Linked DNA regions of Homo sapiens: region 2 is linked to region 1. Evidence: chromatin loops called from intact Hi-C (ENCODE). Cell type or tissue: body of pancreas. All regions are shown on one strand. Links, peaks and the distances in the headings refer to the core of each region. The heading gives the core; the rest is flanking DNA. Region 1 overlaps KCTD20 (potassium channel tetramerization domain containing 20). Region 2 has its middle 17 kb from the start of SRSF3.

Region 1 (9,859 bases), core at 558-8,557:
TTTTTTTCCTCATTAGTATAGTGGTCAGTATAAAAAAAAGAAAAAACAGACTTGGACTCCCAGGCTCAAGCAATCCTCCCACTTCAGCCTCCCAAGTAGCTGGAACCACAGATACATGCCACCATGCCTGGCTAATTTTTTTTTCCCCTTTTTAAATTATTCTGTAGAGACAGGGTCTCACTATGTTGCCCAGGCCAGTCTCAAGCTCCTGGGATCAAGCCATCCTTCCGCCTTGGTCTCCCAAAGTGTTGGGATTACAGGCATGGCCACCTCACTTGGCCAAAAATGCCTTCTTTAAAAATGTAATAATCCAGACACAGTGGCTCACGCCTGTAATCCCAGCACTTTGGGAGGCCAAGGCAGGAGGATCACTTGAGCCCAGGAGTTCAAGACCAGCCTGGGCAACATAGCCAGACCTTTCTTTCTTTTCTTTTTTTTTTTTTTTTTTTGAGATGGAGTTTTGCTCTTGTTGCCCAGGGTGGAGTGCAGTAGCACGCTCTTGGCTCACTGCAACCTCTGCCTCCCAGGTTCAAGCAATTCTCCTGCCTTAGCCTCCTGAGTAGCTAGGATTACAGACATGCACCACCACGCCCGGCTAATTTTTTTGTATTTTTAGTAGAGACGGGGTTTCTCCATGTTGGTCAGGCTGGTCTCAAACTCTCGACCTCAGGTGATCCGCCCACCTCGGCCTCCCAAAAATGCTGGGATTACAGGCATGAGCCACCGCACCCGGCCTAGACCTTTCTCTACAAAAATAAAAATAAAAAAAAATTAGCTGGCCATGGTGGCTCATGCCTGTGGTCCCAGCTACTCAGGAGGCTGAGATGGGAGGACTGCTTGAGTCCAGAAGGTTGAGACTGCAGTGAGCCATGATCATGCTACTGCCTTCCTGCCTGGGCAACAGAGCAAGACCCTGTCTCAAAAAAGAAGGCTAGATTTTTTTAATGCCCTTACATGACAAAATAAAATGCCAGCAACCTTATGATGGTCTCCCAATCACCCACCGCCACAATTTTACCAATCATGAACCTCAAAATCTGGGATCTCAAACCTTCCACCCAAGACTACAAAACACCTCTACTAGTTCATCCCAGTCTACCTAAAAATATCCAAAAATAATCTATTACACCCACTGTGACTTCCATGCACTAGTTTAATCCTACCCCCGGAAAAACATATCCTTCCATCACTTCCAACCCTTTAAATATTAAAGACAAGTACCATAAATTTCCCTTCTTTGATTAGCATATTAAATCTATAATTCTTGCCACAGTTTTGCATTTAACACTGTTTCCAGACTTCTTGACATTTTTGCAGTGGCAGATCATGACTCACTGTAGTCTCCAACTCCTGGGCTCAAGCAATCCTCCTGCCTCAGCCTCCCAAGTAGCTGGTATTACAGGTATGCACAACCATGCCCAGCTAATTTTTTAATTCTATTTTAAGTAGAGATAGGAGTCTCACTATGTTGCCTAAACTGGTCTCTAACTTGTGGGCTCAAGCAATCATCCCACCTGGGCCTCCCAAAGCATTGGAATTATAGGCGTGAGTCCCCGTACCCGGCCTCAACATTTGATTAGGATACAGACTTAAAAATAGCAAGGCCTTCTTTAATGCTCAGTATTGGTAAAATTACAAGAAACCATTCCAATTCTAAAATCCACAATATGACCGAGGCAAGTAATGTGGGAATCTCTGAAAAGCATCAGATAAGTGATTTAAAGGATTAAATAGTATCTTCATTAATTCAGGAATAGCATACAGCCCACAATGGCTCACATGCAATCCCTGTACTTTAGGAAGCCAAGGTGGGAGGACTGCTTGAGCCCAGGAATTTGAGACCAGCCTTGGCAACACAGTGAGACCCCCATCTCTCCAAAAAATAAAAAATTAGGCCGGGCACGGTGGCTCACACCTGTAATCCGAGCACTTTGGGAGGCCGAGGCAGGTGGATCACTTGAGACCAGGAGTACCAGGCTGGGCCACATGGCAAAACCCCGTCTCCACAAAAAGAAATACAAAAAAATTAGCCAGGCATGGTGGCATATGCCTGTAGTCCCAGCTACTTGAGAGGCCAAGGTTTGCATGAGAGGAGGATTGCATGAGACTAGCCTGGACAACACACCAAGACCGCCATCTCTTTACCATCTCTTTTTTCCAGACGTGGTTTTGCACACCTGTAGTCCCAGCTACTCAGGAGTGGGTTACAGGCTCCACAGGCTCTTTACCATCTCTTTTTTCCAGGCATGGTTGTGCACACTTGTAGTCTCAGCTACTCAGGAGGCTGAGGCAGGAAGGTCATTTGAGCTCAGGAGGTCAAAACTGCAGTGAGCTGTGATAGCACCACTATATGCCACCGTGGATAACAGAGCAAGATCCCAGCTCTTAAAAAAAAAAAAAAAAAAAAAAAAAGCCTGGGCGTGGTGGCTCAGGCCTGTAATCCCAACACTCTGGGAGGCCAAGGTGGGCGGATCATCTAAGGTCAGGAGTTCGAGACCAGCCTGGCCAACATGGTGAAACCCTGTCTCTACTAAAAATACAAAAATTAGCTGGATGTGGTGACGGGCGCCTGTAATCCTGGCTACTTGGGAGTCTGAGGCAGGAGAATCGCTTGAACCCGGGAGGCAGAGGTTGCAGTGAGCCAAGATTGCGCCACTGCACTCCAGCCTGGGTGACAGAACAAGACTCCGTCTCAAAAAAAAGCTAATTTTTTAGCGATGGGGTCTTGCTATGTTGCCCAGGCTGGTCTCAAGCAATCCTCCTGCCTTGGCCTCCCAAAGTGCTGGGATTACAGGTGTGAGCTACTGTACCTGGCCTCAGAACATTTTCTAGAACACTGGGATTTCTACTGCTACCAATGGGCAAGTTTCTACCAGAATAAACCTCCTACTGGAGAGCGCTCAGAAAAGCTGAGTAAAACAGAAAAAAAACATCTGTTTGAAGGCATCAGACAACTAGTGAAGTGGCCAAGACTCAAGAAGTGAATTCCTACAGAGAAGATGTGATGGTCAATTTTATGTATCAACTTGGCTAGGCTACAGTCCCGTTATTCAAACACTAATACAGGTGTTGCTGTCAAGGTATTTGGTAGATACAATTACAGTCTATAGTTACTTACTTTAAGTAAGGAAGATTATCCTAGATAATCTGGGTGGGCCTGATCCAATCAGTTGCTTTAAGGGCAGAACACAAACTTCTCTGAGGAAGAAGAAATTCTGCCTGCAGACTGTAGCTTTTGCTCCTATCCTAGAGGTCCTGCCTGTCCCTCCTGGCTGCAACCTGTCTTACGGGTTTCAGACTTGCCTAGCTAGTCCCCAACATAGTGTGAACCAATTCTTTGCAATAAATAGCCTAATATGTATGTGTGTGAACACACACACACACACACACACACACTACTGGTTCTATTTTCTTTGGTGGAACGCTAATAGAGAAAGCAAATAAGTTAAGCCCAACACTCTGTACCACTTTTCTCCTCCAGATATTTGCCAATTTGGAAGCAGCTACCAAAAGGCTATAAAGCTAAGTAGAAAGCAGCAGCTAAAAAGTTGAGAAGTTTTTTTGTTTGTTCTGTTTTTGTTTTTAGACGGAGTCTTGCTCTGTCGCCCAGGCTGGAGTGCAGTGGCATGATCTTGGCTCACTGCAACCTCTGCCACTCAGGTTAAAGCGATTATCCTGCCTCGGCCTCCTGAGTGGCTGGGACTACAGACACCTGCCACCACACCCAGCTAATTTTTGTATTTTTAGTAGCGGCAGGGTTTCACTGTGTTGGCCAGGCTGGTCTCAAACTCCTGACCTCAGGTGATCCGCCCACCTCAGCCTCCCAAAGTGCTGGGATTACAGGCGTAAGCCACTGTGCCTGGCCCAAAAGTTGAGAAGTTAAGCAGAGCTTTTGTCAGCATCAAGATGCTGGAGAGACAAAAACTGGAATGGGTCTGCAGAGGAGGAAGGATCCTGTGAAATACCCCAGGTTTTCCATTGGGAGCCTAAAAGTAACACTGTAGAATGGGTGGCAAACTTTTCTGGTAAAGAGCCATAAAGTAGGCCGGGCACGGTGGCTCATGCCTGTAATCCTAGCACTTTGGGAGGCCAAGATGGGCGGATCACCTGAGGTCAGGAGTTCAAGACCAGCCTGGCCAACAACATGGTGAAACCCCAATTCTACAGAAATATGAAAATTAGCCAGGCATGACTACAGGCAGGTGGGTGCCTGTAGTCCCAGGTACTTGGGAGACTGAGGCGGGAGAACTGCTTGAACCCGGCGGCGGAGGTTGCAGTGAGCTGAGATTGTGTCACTGCACTCCAGCCTGCGGAACAGAGCAAGACTCCGACTCAAGAAAAAAAAAAAAGGCTGGGCACAGTGGCTCACGCCTGTAATCCCAGCACTTTGGGAGGCCCAGCTGGGTGCATCACCTGAAATCAGGAGTTCGAGACAAGCCTGACCAATATGGTGAAACCCCATCTCTACTAAAATCACAAAAATTAGCCGGGTGTGGTGGCATGCATCTGTAGTCCCAGCTACTCAGGAGGCTGAGGCAGGAGAATTGCTTGAACCCGGGAGGTGGAGGTTGCAGTGAGCTGAGATCACGCCACTGCACTCCAGCCTGGGCGACAGAGCGAGACTCCATCTCAAAAAAAAAAAAGAGCCATAAAGTAAATATTTTAGGTCTTGTGGGCCATACTATTATAGAGCAAAAGCAGTCATAGACAATTTGTAAATGAGTAAGCATGGCTGTGTTCTAATAAAACTTTGTGTACAAAAAAGGCAGCAGGAGGTAGTTTGTCCACTGCTCATATAGAAGGTTTGAATAACATCATTCATAAATTAACCAAATTTGCACCCAATTGCAGAGTAATTCTTTTGCAAGTACACTTGAAAAATTAATCAGAACTGACCACATTCAGGCTACATAGTAAGTCTCAATACATTTCAAAAGATTGAAAGAATAGTTATGTTCTCTGAACACAGTGGAATTAAGTTAAAAATCAATGACAAAAACAAAATATCCTCAAATGTTGGAAAATTAAGCAACACACTTCTGAATAACCTTGGACCAAAAACAGAACACAATGAAATGGAGAAAATATTTTGAACTGAATGAATACAACATATGCGAACTTGTTAAATAAGCCTAACTCCAGGCACAAAGGAAAATTTATAGCTTTAAAACATATATTAGAGGCCGGGCACAGTGGCTCATATCTGTAATCCCAGCACTTTGGGAGGCCAAGGCGGGCGGATCACCTGAGGTCAGGAGTTTGAGACCAGCCTGACCAACATCAAGAAACGTCTCTACTAAAAATACAAAATTGGCAGGTGTGGTGGTGCATGCCTGTAATCCCAGCTACTGGGGAGGCTGAGGCAGGAGAATCGCTTGAACCCAGGAGGCAGAGGTTGCGGTGGGCCAAGATCACACCATTGCACTTCAGCCTGGGCAACAAGAGCAAAACTCCGTCTCAAAAAAAAAAAAAACAAAAAACAAAACATTAGAAAAGAATGAAAAACAATAATCAAAGTATCTTTCTCAAGGCAGGAAAATAATAGCTTATTAATCCTAAAGAATATATAAGGAAAGAAATAAGGGCAGAAATTAATGTAAAAGAAAACACAAGCTCAACTGAGAAAAATCAATAAAGCCAAAAGTTGGCTTTAAGAAAACAAAACAAAATAAAACAAAAGGCTGGGGGTGGTGGCTCACGCCTGTAATCCCAGCAGTTTGGGAGGCCAAGGCGGGTGGATCACTTGAGGTCAGGAGTTCAAGACCAGCCTGGCCAACATGGTGAGACCCTGTCTCTACTAATAATACAAAAAAAATTAGCCAGGCAGTAGTGGCACGCGTCTGTAATCCCAGCTACTTGGGAGGCTGAGGCACTCAAATTGCTTGAGCCTGGGAGGCGGAGGTTGCCGTGAGCCAAGATCGCGCCACTGCACTCCAGCCAGGGCAACAGAGTGAGACCCTGTATCCAAAAAAAAAAAAAAAAAAAAAAAAAGCTAAGAAAACTGATAAGCCCTAAAAACTGATCAAGAAAGAAATAATGGTGGTAATGTCTGCACAACTTTGAATATACTAAACCACTCAACTCTATACTTTATATGAGTGAATTGTATGTTATGTGAATTCTCTCTCAGTGAAGTTGTTTTAAAAAGAAAATAAGGCTGGGCGCGGTGGCTCACGCCTGTAATCCCAGCACTTCGGGAGACTGACGCGGGCGGATCACGAGGTCAGGAGTTCAAGACCAGCCTGGCCAACATAGTGAAACCCCATCTCTACTAAAAATACAAAAATTAGCCAGGTGTCATGGTGTACACCTGTAGTCCCAGCTACTCAGGAGGCTGGGGCAGTAGAATCGCTTCGGGAAGCGGAGGTTGCAGTAAGCCAAGATAGCGACATTGCACTGCAGCTTGGGCAACAGAGTGAGACTTCATCTAAAAAAAAAAAAAAAAAAAAGAAAATGAAGATGCACACTACAATGATCACAGATGAAAAAAGACTATCAGTACACATCCCATGAGACTAAAAAGATGAGCAGTTATTTTGTACAATTTATGCCAGTAAATTAGAATTTGCAGATTAAATGAATATTCTATAATTTATTGAAACTGACTTAGAAAAATTAGAAAATCTGCAAAGTCCTATATCTAGTAAAGAAATTTAATTGATAATTAAAACTTTTCCAGAATCCAATGGCTTGACTAGCAAATTTTCCCACACTTTTAACGAAGAAATTATATCAAACTTTCTCATGAACATAATCACAAAAATCCTAAACAAATTATGAGAAAATCAAATTCAGCCACATAAAAAAGGATAATACATTATGGCAAAGATTGGTTTAACATTCAAAAATCAATTCATATGATTCACCAATTAAAAAAATAGGCCAGGCACATTGACTCACACCTGTAATCCCAGCACTTTGGGAGGCCAAGGTGGGCAGATCACTTGAAGTCAGGAGTTTGAGACCAGCCCGGTCAACATGGCGAAACCCTGTCTCTACTAAAAATACAAAAATTAGCTGGGCATGGTGGTGTGTACCTGTAATTCCAGCTACTCAGGAGGCTGAGGCATGAAAAGCACTTGAACCGGGGAGGAGGAGGTTGCAGTGAGCTGAGACTGCACTACTGCACTGCCTGGGTGACAGAGTGAGACTCTGTCTCTAAATAAATAAATAGAAATCTGTTTGAAAATAACTAAAATAGGGCCAGGTGCAGCAGTTTATGCCTGTAATCCTAACACTTTGGGAGGCCAAGGCAGGAGGATCGCTTGAGCCCAGGAGTTCAAGACAAAACTGGACAACACAGTGAGACCTCGTTTCTACAAAAAATAAAAAAATTAGCTGGGTGTGGTGGCACATACCTGTAGTCCCAACTACTTGGGCAAGGCTGACGTGGGAGGACTGCTTAAGCCCGGAGGTCAAAGCTGCAGTGAGCTGAAATCTTGCCACTACACCTCATCCTGGGTGACAGAGCAAGACCTTATTTCAGAAAAGAAAATAACTGAAATAGTGTGAAATAGTATTGATATATTAGATTTTTAAAAGGCAAGTTGAAACAATAAATGTATCCACAGAAAAAAGATGGAAAAGATTATTCTCCCTTAACTGTAGAATCACGTGACTTTTCTTTTAAAAAGTTATTGTCTTACTGAATATTCTAAAGTCTCTAAAATGAATGTGTTATTATCTTTAAAATAAGGAAAAATGAAAATGTATCTCTAAAAACAGATACCTTCTCAAGAAAACATTGGAATCATTGGAATGGTTTCTTAAAAACTGCTTGTAACTAGGTTCCATGGCACACTATTGTAGCCCCAGCTACTTAGGAGGCTGAGGTGGGAGGATCACTTGAGCCCAGAAGTTCTGGGCTGTAGTGCGCTATGTCAATCAGGTGTCTGCACCAAATTTAGCATCAATGGTGACCTCCCAGGAGCAGGGATCCACCAGGATGCCTAAGGAGGGGAGAACTGACCCAGGCTGGAAACAGGCAAGTCAAAACTCCTGTGCTGATCAGTAGTGGGATCAAGACTGTGAATAGCTACTATGCTTCAGCCTGGGCAACACAGCAAGACTTCTAACTCTTAAAAAGTAAAATAAGATAAAATAAATTTTTAAAACTGCTTGAAACAGTTTAAGAGAAAATTTTTAAAGTTTAATCAGAAAACAATATATTATCACATAAAATAGTTTGACATTCTTCCATCTAGATTAAAGAAGAAATGAGCTTAATAGATGAATTAGGAATTTAAGTTAATGTATGGAATAGTTTTTCAAGCACATTATTCAGTAGGCTAACAGGATAATCTTAAATATAACATAACACAATGATTTATACAGAGGCATAATATGCTTCTCAGGGTATACAAAAGTAAGCATGGTTCTGAAGAACAGGTAAAGCCAGTCACGTGAAAAAGAATGCTGCCTGGGCCTCATGGCGTAGGACATAGTGATGAAGGAAACGAGCATTCAGATTACCCAACACATAACCTTTCTTTTTTTTTTTTTTGAGACAGAGTCTCACTCTGTCACCCAGGCTGGAGTGCAGTGGCACAATCTCAGCTCACTGCAACCTCTGCCTCCCAGGTTCAAGCGATTCTCCTACCTCAGCCTCCCGAGTAGTTGGGATTACAAGCACGTGCCATCGTGCCCAGCTAATTTTTGTATTTTTAGTAGAGACAGGGTTTCGTCATGTTGGCCACGCTGGTCTCAAACTCCTGACCTCAGATGATCCACCTGCCTCCACCTCCCAAAGTGTTGGGATTACACGCAGGAGCCATTGCACCCGGCCCCAATACATAACTTCTTTTTTTTTTTTTTTTTTTTTTTTTTTAGGACGGAGTCTCACTCTGTTGCCCAGGCTGGAGTGCAGTGGCGCAATCTCGGCTCACTGCAAGCTCCGCCTCCTGGGTTCACGCCATTCTCCTGCCTCAGCCTCCCAAGTAGCTGGGACTACAGGCGCCTGCAACCACGCCCAGCTAATTTTTTATATTTTTAGTACAGACGGAGTTTCACCATGTTAGCCATGATGGTCTCGATCTCCTGACCTTGTGATCCGCCCGCCTCAGCCTCCCAAAGTGCTGGGATTACAGGCGTGAGCCACCGCGCCCGGCCACCAACACATAACTTCTTAAACAGATTGTCGGGGCTGAACTGTGTCTCCCTCAAAATTCATATGTGAAGCCCTAACCCCTAGTCCTCAGAATGTGCCTGTATTTGGAGACAGTGCCTTTTAAACGAAGTCATTAAGGTGGGCCCTAATCCAATATGTCTGGAGTCCTCAAAATGGGGCGAGTAGAACACATAAACAGAGGGATGACAATGTGAAGATGAGAGGTGAAGCCAGCTGGACTTCCTGGGTCGAGTGGGGACTTGGAGAACTTTTCTGCCTAAAGGATTGTAAACGCAATTGGAGAACTTTTCTGCCTAGCTAAAGGATTGTAAACGCACCAATCAGTGCTCTGTGTCTAGCTAAAGGATTATAAATGCACCAATCAGCACTCTGTAAAAACACACCAATCAGCACTCTGTGTCTAGCTAAAGGATTGTAAACGCACCAATCAGCACTATGTAAAAACGCATGAATCAGCGCTCTGTGTCTATCAATCAGCGCTCTGTGTCTAGCTAAAGGTTTGTAAATGCACCAATCAGCACTCTGTAAAAACGCACCAATCAGTGCTCTGTGTCTAGCTAAAGGTTTATAAATGCACCAATCAGCACTCCGTAAAAACGCACCAATCAGCGCTCTGTGTCTAGCTAAAGGTTTGTAAATGGACCAATCAGCACTCTGTAAAATGGACCAATCAGCAGGACACGGACAGGGCCAAATAAGGGACTAAATGCTGGCCACCTGAGCCAGCAGCAG
Region 2 (9,859 bases), core at 1,116-9,115, 120 kb before region 1:
TTATTTTTTGTAGAGACGGGGTTTCGTCATGTTGCCCAGGCTGGTCTTGAACTCCTGAGCTCAGCGATCCACCTGCTTTGGCCTCCGAAAGTGCTGGGATTACAGGTGTGAGCCACCACTCCCAGCCTTGAGTAGGTTTTAAGAAGATTCAGAGCTCTTCTTTTTTTTTGAGACAGAGTTTTGCTCTTGTTGCCCAGGCTGGAATGCAATGGCATGATCTCAGCTCACTGCAACCTTCGCCTGTTGGGTTCAAGTGATTCTCCTGCCTCAGCTTCCCAAGTAGCTGGGATTACAGACACCCGCCACCATGCCCAGCTAATTTTTTGTATTTTTAGTAGAGATGGGGTTTCACCATGTTGGCCAGGCTGGTCTTGAACTCCTGACCTCAGGTGATCCACCTGCCTCAGCCTCCCAAAGTGCCAGAATTATAGTCGTGAGCCACTGCACCTAGCAATTCAGAGCTCTTCTTACCATTGCCCCTCAAAGCTTGCAGAACAACGCAGGCATGATCAACTTTCCAAATATACAAGTATTTATATGTGTATATGTATGTCTGTATGTATATACATATAGACACAGAAAAAAGTACGAAAGTTTAACACTTAGCTCTAGATGATAAGACAGTTGAGGAATTTTTTTTTCCTGTTTTCTGCTTGGTTTAATTTTTGTTTTTCTTTTTTCTTTTTTTCCTTTTTGGAGACAGGATCTTGCTCTGTCACCCAGGCTGGAATGCAGTGGCATAATCACGGCTCACTGCAGCCTCGACCTCCTGGGCTCTTGCAATCCTCCCACCTCAGCCTTCAGAGTAGCTGAGACTACAGGCATGCACCACCACACCCAGCTAATTTTTTTACTTTTTGTAAAGACAAGGTCTCACTATATTGCCCAAGGTCGTCTTGAACTCCTGGGCTCAAGCAATCCTCCTGCCTCAGCCTTTCTTTTTATTTTTCTGAGATGGAATCTTGCTTCTTCACCCAGGCTGGAGTGCAGTGGTGCTATCTTCGCTCACCGCAACCTCTGCCTCCTGGATTCAAGCAATTCTCCTGCCTCGGCCTCCCCAGTAGCTGAGATTACAGGCACCACCACCGTGCCCAGCTAATTTTTGTATTTTTAGTAAAGTCAGGGTTTTGCCATGTTGGCCAGGCTGGTCTCGAACTCCTGACCTCAAGTGATCTGCCGCCTTGGCCTCCCAAAGTGCTGGGATTACAGGCTTGAGCCACCAGGCCCAGCCCTGCCTCAGCCTTTCAAAGTGCTGGGATTACAGGCGTGAGCCACCACATCCAGCCTAATTTTCTATAATTACATTTTGGTGCAAAATTAATAAAAGTTCTTTCTACTGAAGTAGAGAGCCAAAACACCTAAAAGAATGGCTTGGCTTTACAACTTTCATTTTAAATTGGTCCACAGTTAGTTTCCAACTGTTGTCAGTTAATTATCTTATTTCTCCCAATCTGGGAATGTCTCACAAACACCGAAATGTGGGAGTTTTCTGGGCACATTTGGGTAATTCTACTTTCCTGACACGCCGCCCCCCTCAACACATTTCTCCACACGCAACCACACCCCACCCACCCGACACACACATGCACACACACTAATTTTCACCCTGTCATTTTTCCTGGAGTGTACCTGACTTATAAAATGTAATTGTAGTACTTGAAACAAATGAAAACTAGGACACAGAGAAGTTAAGTAATTTGTCAAAGGTCTCACAGTTTATAAAGGATGAAGGTAGGGGCCGGGCTCAGTGGCTCACGCCTGTAATCCCAGCACTTTGGGAGGCCGAGTCAGGCGGATCACCTGAGGTCGGGAGTTCGAGACCAGCCTGAGAAACATGGAGAAACCCCGTCTCTACTAAAAATACAAAAGTAGCCGGTCGTGGTGGCACATGCCTGTAATCCCAGCTACTTGGGAGGCTGAGGCAGGAGAATCGCTTGAACTTGGGAGGCGGAGGTTGCGGTGAGCCAAGATTGTGCCACTGCACTCCAGCCTGGGGAACAAGAGCGAAACTCCGTCTCAAAAAAAAAAAAAATGGGTGAAGGTGGGATTCAAATCCCAGGTGAGACTCTGGAGCCTGGTGTCCACTTGAGGAGCAGAAAGCAGCTATGATTGGGCCACATGCAGTGGTTCACACCTGTAATCCTAGCACTTTGGGAGGCCAAGGTGGGTGGATTGCTCGAACTCAGAAGTTTGAGAACAGCCTGGCTAACGTGGCAAAACCTTGTCTCTACCAAAAATAAATAAATATATATATATAGCTGGGCGTGGTGGTGCGTGCCTGTGGTCCCAGCTACTCGGGAGGCTAACGCAGGAGAATTGCTTGAGCCCAGCCATAAGGGAGGCTGCAGTGAGCTGAGATCGCACCACTGCACTCCAGCCTGGGCAACAGAGGGACTTTATCTCAGAAAAAGAAAAAGAGAGAGAAAAAAAGAAAGCAACAATGCTTGGAAATTGCCTGCGTTTGGTGTCTCTGGGGGTGTGTGTTTGCTTTTTCAGCCCCCCCTTTCCTCCAGAGAGCCCTAAGGAACACCATGTTACATGGACAGACGTCCTTCCTCGCATGCTGGGCCCCCTGAGGCAGCACAGTTCCTGAGCTCCAAGACTCTTCCCCGTTTTGATTTCAGCCCCACCCTCCCTTCCCACTCAGTGGTGCCTGGACTTCAATGCCTGCCTCGTGTGTGTTACCTTATTTGGTTCTCAGACCTACAGAGAGGTCTGGCAAAGGATCCAGGCTAGAATAAAAGGATTGCTTGTGCAGCTGGAAGATGAGAAACCTTTGTTTCGGTGACCCTAGCTTGCACTCTGGAACTCACAAATACAGGGAAGTAAGTTTAGCCTCAAAAGCAACAACAAGAAGCAACTGAAGAGGGCAGAGTGGAGATGTCAGGATGTCACAATCTTTAGTGTGTGCTTAATTCTGTGTTTTGAAAGATATTTGTCTGTTTAGCTCCAGTATGGCTTTCTTTTTTTCCTGAGTTTCTAGAGTTTACACACTAATTTAGTTTGTAGCCAAGAAAACTCAGGCCCAGCAAGTGATAGCTGTCATAATTTCGCATAAGCTTGTGTGTAGCATTTACCACTTTTTTTTTCTTTTCTTTTTTTTTTTTTTTTTTTGAGATGGAGTCTCACTCTGTCACCCAGGCTGGAGTGCAGTGGCATAGTCTCAGATCACTGCAACCTCCACTTCCCAGACTCAAGCGATTCTACTGCCTCAGCCTCCCAAGTAGCTGAGTTTACAGGCGCCTGCCACCATGCCTGGCTAATTTTTGTATTTTTAGTAGAGCTGAGGTTTCACCATGTTAGCCAGGCTGGTCTCCAACTCCTGACCTCAAGTGATACACCCACACTGGACTCCCAAAGTGCTGGGATTATAGGTATGAGCCACTGTGCCTGGCCCATTTACTACTTTTTTTTTTTTTTTTTTGTGACAGAGTCTCACTCTGTTACCCCAGGCTGGAGTGCAGTGGTGCAATCTCGGCTCACTGCAACATCTGCCTCCTGAGTTAAAGAGATTCTCCTGCCTCAGCCTCCTGAGTAGCTGGGATTACAGGTGTGCAACACCTGGCCCGGCTAATTTTTTGTATTTTAAGTAGAGACGGAGTCTCACCATGTTGGCCAGGCTGGTCTCAAACTCCTGACCTCAGGTGATCCACCCGCCTCGGCCTCCCAAAGTGCTGGGATTACAGGTGTGAGCCACTACGCCTGGCTCATTTACTACTTTTTAAACCTGGTTCAGAGCATCTCTCTCTCAATCTCCCTCTCTTTCTGGCTGTCTTTCTGTCTCTATCTTTTTTTCTCTCTCTCTCCTCTACACATGCACACACTCATGCATACACACACACACACACACTCATTTAATCCTTGAAACTCAGGTAAATGTTATTATCTCCATTTTATAGAGGAAAACAACTGAGGCACAAGAGATTAAAACACTTGCCAAAGGTCACAGAGCTCAGAATTACCAGAGCCAGATTAGACCCCTGCAGTCAGGCTACCTAACCATAGACCCATACTGCCTCTGGGGCCCAGCAGATGTCTGAGTCCTTATCTTACTGGACTCACAGCATCTCAGCCTGTTAATTCTCCCTCCCAGTTTCCACATTCCCATCTCTCTGGCTCCTCTTCCTTAGTGCCCTCCAGAGTGCTCTTCCTCCTCTGCCTGCTAATGCAGGGGGCCCGCGGGATTCCCTCCCGTGCCCCTTCCCAGCTCCCCGTGTGCTCTCTCCATGAGGGACTTCATCTGCTTTCAGGACCTCTGTTCTCTGCTTTATCTTTGGAGGAGTGGGGGCTCTCCCCGACCCCTGAGCCATATATCCAACACACATGCTTCTTTCTCATGTCCCCAACGTGCTTCAGACCTCCAATTCACTATCTTTCCATTCTGTGTCCCATATCAGAGTGTCACTGCCTCCTGGTCACTCTCGACTGACCATGGGCCTCATGGCCTTCATACCTGGCCCCCGCCTACCTCCAAGGCATCTCGTATTTCCTCTCCAGAAACAAGCTGTGTATCCCTGCATTCAGTCCCCTCTACCTGGAATGCTCTAATCTGGATTTTTCAAACTTTTGATCACAACAGTAGGAAAGACATATGATATCACCAGTACCTAAAAGTCTATGACCCAAGGGTAGACAGAGTTGATGCTGTCTGAATGTTCGCAAACAGTGGTTGGTGACACTGTGTTCAAGTTAGAATACCGTTGCCAGGCCGGGCACGGTGGCTCACACCTGTAATCCCAGCACTCTGGGAGGCCGAGGCGGGTGGATCATGAGGTCAGGAGTTTGAGACCAGCTTGGCCAATGTGGTGAAACCCCGTCTCTACTGAAAATACAAAAAAAAAAAAAGCCGAGTTGGTGGCATGCACCTGTAGTCCCAACTACTTGGGAAGCTGAGGCAGGAGAATCACTTGAACCCAGGAGGAGGAGGTTGCAGTGAGCCGAGATCGCGCCACTGCACTCTAGCCTGGGCAACAGAGGGAGACTCCATCTCAGAAAGAAAGAAAAAAAAAAGAATACCGTTGCCAGGTCACACTAGTTAGAATTCCAGTCTGGTTTGTGTCCACACCCAGGGAAGTTATTCAAAATATTTAACCACAGTTCAGCCTGGATCCTAACTAATCAAAACAGTCATCAGAGGGTGGCAAGAGAAGAGACTGGGTGCCGGGGGTGGGTGGAAGATAAGCACTGGCTTGAGGTCTCAGAGCAGCTGCTGTCTACCAATGAACACACAACTATTTAAATATTTTAATAATTGCTACCTCTGTTCCAGAGCCTTCCCATCACCCTGTCCACCCTTTAGCTTCTTCTTCTTTTTTTTTTTTTTTTTCCCATGGACAGCCTTCTGAGCCAGGGCAGGCTCAGAAACTCCCTCCCACTTAGATTCTGAGTCCCTTGCTGACTCCACCATCTAGTCCCTCTCTCAGATTCCTTGCTTTTCTGCCACTTGCTAATTTTTTTTTTTTTTTTAGAGATGGAGTCTTGCTCTGTCGCCCAAGCTGGAGTGTAGTGGCACGATCTCAGCTCACTGCAAACTCCGCCTCCTGGGTTCTACCAATTCTTCTGCCTCAGCCTCCCGAGTAGCCAGGATTACAGGCGGACTCCACCACACCCGGCTAATTTTTTGTATTTTAGTAGAGACGGGGTTTCACCGTGTTGCCCAGGCTGGTTTTGAATTCCTAAGCTCAGGCAATCCACCCGCCTCGGCCTCCCAAAGTGCTAGGATTACAGGCATCAGCCACCGCGCCCAGCCACTACTTTCTACCTCTATTTTTGCTTGGAAAAGAGCCCAGGAGGTCTAATTAATTCTAATTTCTGAAAGAAAAACAGAAATCAATGAACAGGGCTTTCATGAGAAAGGCCTGTTGGGTAACAGTGTTCAGTTTCTGCCTTATACCAGCAGGTGCTGGAAAGGGGAACACAACAGCCTGTGAGACACAGGACTGTAGAGGCCTTGCCGAGATGAGGGAGTTCACGGCAGGGAGGTGAGACGTTTCTCACTAGCCTCTGACCATGTTACTAGGAAGCAGGTGTCCAGTAACAGGCATGCAGCTACAAATCTTCAAAATACCTTGGCAACTGAGAGCTTTTATTTTATTTATTATTATTATTATTATTATTTGAGACAGAGTCTTGCAGTGTCGCCCAGGCTGGAGCATAGTGGCAGGATCTTGGCTCACTGCAACCTCCGCCTCCTGGGTTCAAGCAATTCTCGTGTCTCAGCCTCCCGAGTAGCTGGGATTACAGGCGTGTACCACTACACCCGGCTAATTTTTGTATTTTTAGTAGAGACGAGGTTTCACCGTGTTGGCCAGGCTAGTCTTGAGCTCCTGATCTCAAGTGATCCTGCCTTGGTCTCCCAAAGGGCTGGGATTACAGATGTGAGCCACCGCACCCAACCGAGAGCTTTTATTTTAGAAGCAAATTCTTATCAGGATTCTTGGTTGTTGGCTGGGATTAAAACCTTGAGAAACTCCTTTTTTATTTTTATTTTTCGAGGAGTCTTGCTCTGTCACCCAGGCTGGAGTGTGGTGGTGCAATCTTGGCTCACTGCAACCTCCGCCTCACCGGTTCAAGCAATTCTCCTGCCTCAGTCTCCCTAGTAGCTGGGATTACAGGTGCGTGCCACTACTCCTGGCTAATTTTCGTATTTTTACTAGAGATGGGGTTTCACCATATTGGCCAGGCTGGTCTCAAACTCCTGACCTCGTGATCTGCCTGTCTTGGCCTCCCAAAGTGCTGGGATTACAGGCGTGAGCCACCATGCCTGGCCGAGCAACTTCTTTAAACTCTTTTGAGTCTCATTGTCATATATTTTGTATGCAAAAGGAGAAAACAAGAATGACCTAAAGCTGGGCTGATGCCTGTAATCTCAACACTTTGGGAGGCCAAGGCAGGTAAATTGCTTGAGCTCAGGAGTTAAGACCAACCTGGGCAATGTGGTGAAATCGCGTCTCTACAAATAAGACAAAAATTAGCTGGGTGTGCTGGTCTCAGTGAGAGGATTGTTTGAGCCCAGGAGGTCAAGGCTACAGTGAGCCAAGATTGTGCCATTGCACTGCAGCCTTTGTGACAGAGCGAGACTCTGTCTTAAAAAAGAATAAAAATAAAAAAATAAAAATTAAGGGCCACACACAGTGGCTCATGCCTGTAATCCCAGCACTTTGGGAGGCCGAGGCGGGTGAATCACTTGAGGCCGGGAGTTCGAGACCATCCTGGCCAACATGGCAAAACCCCATCTCTACTAAAAATACAAAAAATTAGCTGGACATGGTGGGGCACGCCTGTAATCCCAGCTACTTGGGTGGCTGAGGCATGAGAATTGCCTGAACCCAGGAGGTCGAGGTTACAGTGAACCAAGATCACACACCACTGTATTCCAGCCTGGGTAACAGAGCAAGATTGTCTCAAAAAAAAAAAAAAAAAAAGAGAGAGGGAGAAAAAGAATGACCCACCTGAATCAAAAAGGTGTGTGAAGATTAAAACAACTCTTTATTTTGAAAACTGGTAATTAGAAAAGAAAGAATTAGACATTTTACCTTCCTTTACAGTGGGAAATATATTTAGGGTAACTATATCATGTCAGTGGATAAGATAAGGCTCTATTTTATCAAAGAATGCCAGGTAATCAATATAGAAATAATGTTAGAAATATAATATCAGCATTTTGTAAGCTTTTTGCAAGCATTTTGCAAACCTTCAAGCAAGGATTGTCCATAGGTTTTTAAATCATGAGGTGACCTACCTATTAGGTCAAATTAAAATTTGAAAGCCTGACCATACTAAGTGTTGGTGAGGATATGGATGAAATGAAACCCTCAAGCATTGCTGGTATAAATGTAAAATGGTACAGCCACATTGGGAAACAGTTTGGCAATTTCTTAAAAAGTTAAACATACACTTACTTTGTGACCCAGGCATTCTACTTCTTGATATTTGCTCAAGAGAAATTAAAGCATATGTCCACACAAAGACTTGTACATGAATGTTCATAGCAGCTTTACTTGTAATAGCCAAAAAAAAAAAAAAAAAAAAAGGGAATCAACTCAAATATCTTTTAGTAGGTAAATGGATAATATGGCATATTTGGGATGCTACTTAGCAATAAAAGGAATGAACTACTATTATATGCAACAACATTGATTAATCTTAAAATATGCTGAGTGAAAGAAGTCAGACAAAAAAAGTGCATGATTCCATTTACATAAAACTCTAGAAATGCAAACTAATATATAGTGACAGGAAACAGATTAGTGGCTATTTGAGGATGTGGAGTGGGAGGAACAGAAGCAAGGAATTGTTATTATTATTTATTTATTTATTTATTTTTTGAGGTAGAGTTTCACTCTTGTTGCCCAGGCTGGAGTGCAATGGCACAATCTTGGCACACTGCAACCTCCGCCTCCTGGGTTCAAGTGATTCCCCTGCCTCAACCTCCCAAGTAGCTGGGATTACAGGCGCCTGCCACCACACCTGGCTACTTTTTGTATTTTTAGTAGAGACGGGGTTTCACCATCTTGGCCAGACTCAGCTGAAGCAAAGAATTATTAAGGGGCAAGAGAAAACTATTGGGGGAGATGGAATACACACACACACACACACACACACACACACACACAGAGTCATGCATTGCTTAAGGACGGAGGTACATTCTGAGAAATGCATTGTCAGATGATTTCCTCATTGTGGGAACATCATAGAATGCACTTACACAGGCCGGGCGTGGTGGCTTACACCTGTAATTCCACTACTTTGGGAGGCCAAGGCGGGCAGATTATCTGAGATCAGGAGTTTGAGACCAGCCTGGCCAATATGGCGAAACCCCGTCTCTACTAAAAATACAAAAATTAGCCAGGTATGGTGGCGAGTGCCTGTAATTCCAGCTACCCAGGAGGCTGAGGCAGGGGAATCGCTGGAACCTGGGGGACAGAGGCTGCAGTGAGCTGAGATTGTGCCACTGCACTCAGCCTGGGCGACAGAGCAAGACTCTGTCTCAAAAAAAAAAAAAAAAAAAAGAATGTACTTACACAAACCTAGATGGTATAGCCTATCACATACCTAGACTATATGGTATAGCCTATTCCTCCTAGGCTACAAACCTATGCAGCATGTTACTTACTGAATACTACAGGAAATTTTAACACAATGGTATTTGTGTATCTAGACATATTTTAACACAGGAGAGGTACACAAAAACACAGTAAAAAAGATTTTAAAATTGCACACTTCTGTAGGGCATGTGTCAGGAACGGGGCTTGCAGGACTGGAAGTTGCTCTGGGTGAGTCAATGAGTGAGTGTGAAGACCTAGGACACTACTGCAGACTTTATAAACACTGTACACTTAGGCTACACTAGATTTATTTATTTATTTTTCTTTCTTCAGTAATAAGTTAACCTTACCTTACTATAACTTTTTTTTTTTTTTTTTTTACTTTTTATACCTTTTTTTTTTCTTTTTTTAAGAGACAGGGTCTTACTCTGTTGCCCAGGCTGGAAAGCAGTGGCGCAATCATAGCTCACTGCAGCCTCGAACCCTTGGGGTCAAGGGATCCTCCCACCTCAGCTTCCTGAGTAGCTGGGACTACAGCATGTACCAACAGGCCAAGCTAATTTTTTTTTGTTTTGTTTTTGTAGAGATGGGGTCTCCCTGTGTTGCCCAGGCTGGTCTCAAACTCCTAGACTCAAGCCATTCTCCTGCCTCGGTCTCTCAAAGTGCTGGAATTACAGGAATGAGCCATAGCGCCAGGCATGCTACTTTTATAAGTAGGTTTGTTTACACCAGCATCACACAAACACATGAGTAAGGCATTGTGCTACAACATTGCAATGACCATGACATCACTAGGTGATAGGAATTTTTCA

What was found. A loop is a pair of places that touch in the nucleus more often than their neighbours do. Peaks named below come from ENCODE experiments on the same cell type or tissue, not always from the same donor. Only the 100,000 strongest peaks of a DNase experiment are listed, where the experiment ranks them.
Region 2: it touches region 1 in a loop (2.2-fold over the local background); 4 of 110 quality-filtered maps call a loop at or near these places.

Annotation. Positions count from the first base shown.
Region 1 is chr6:36,449,132-36,458,990 of GRCh38, reverse strand. The region is part of intron 1 of KCTD20 (potassium channel tetramerization domain containing 20); the gene reads right to left. It also overlaps the pseudogene RN7SL502P. Among named protein-coding and RNA genes, the nearest start is that of KCTD20, 11 kb to the right of the region's middle. In body of pancreas, for the core only: no CTCF peak of the experiment used is centred there; no DNase peak of the experiment used is centred there.
Region 2 is chr6:36,572,811-36,582,669 of GRCh38, reverse strand. No RefSeq gene overlaps it. Among named protein-coding and RNA genes, the nearest start is that of SRSF3, 17 kb to the left of the region's middle. RefSeq lists an enhancer at 5,122-6,065. In body of pancreas, for the core only: a CTCF peak has its summit at 5,918; no DNase peak of the experiment used is centred there; H3K27ac peaks cover 4,223 bases.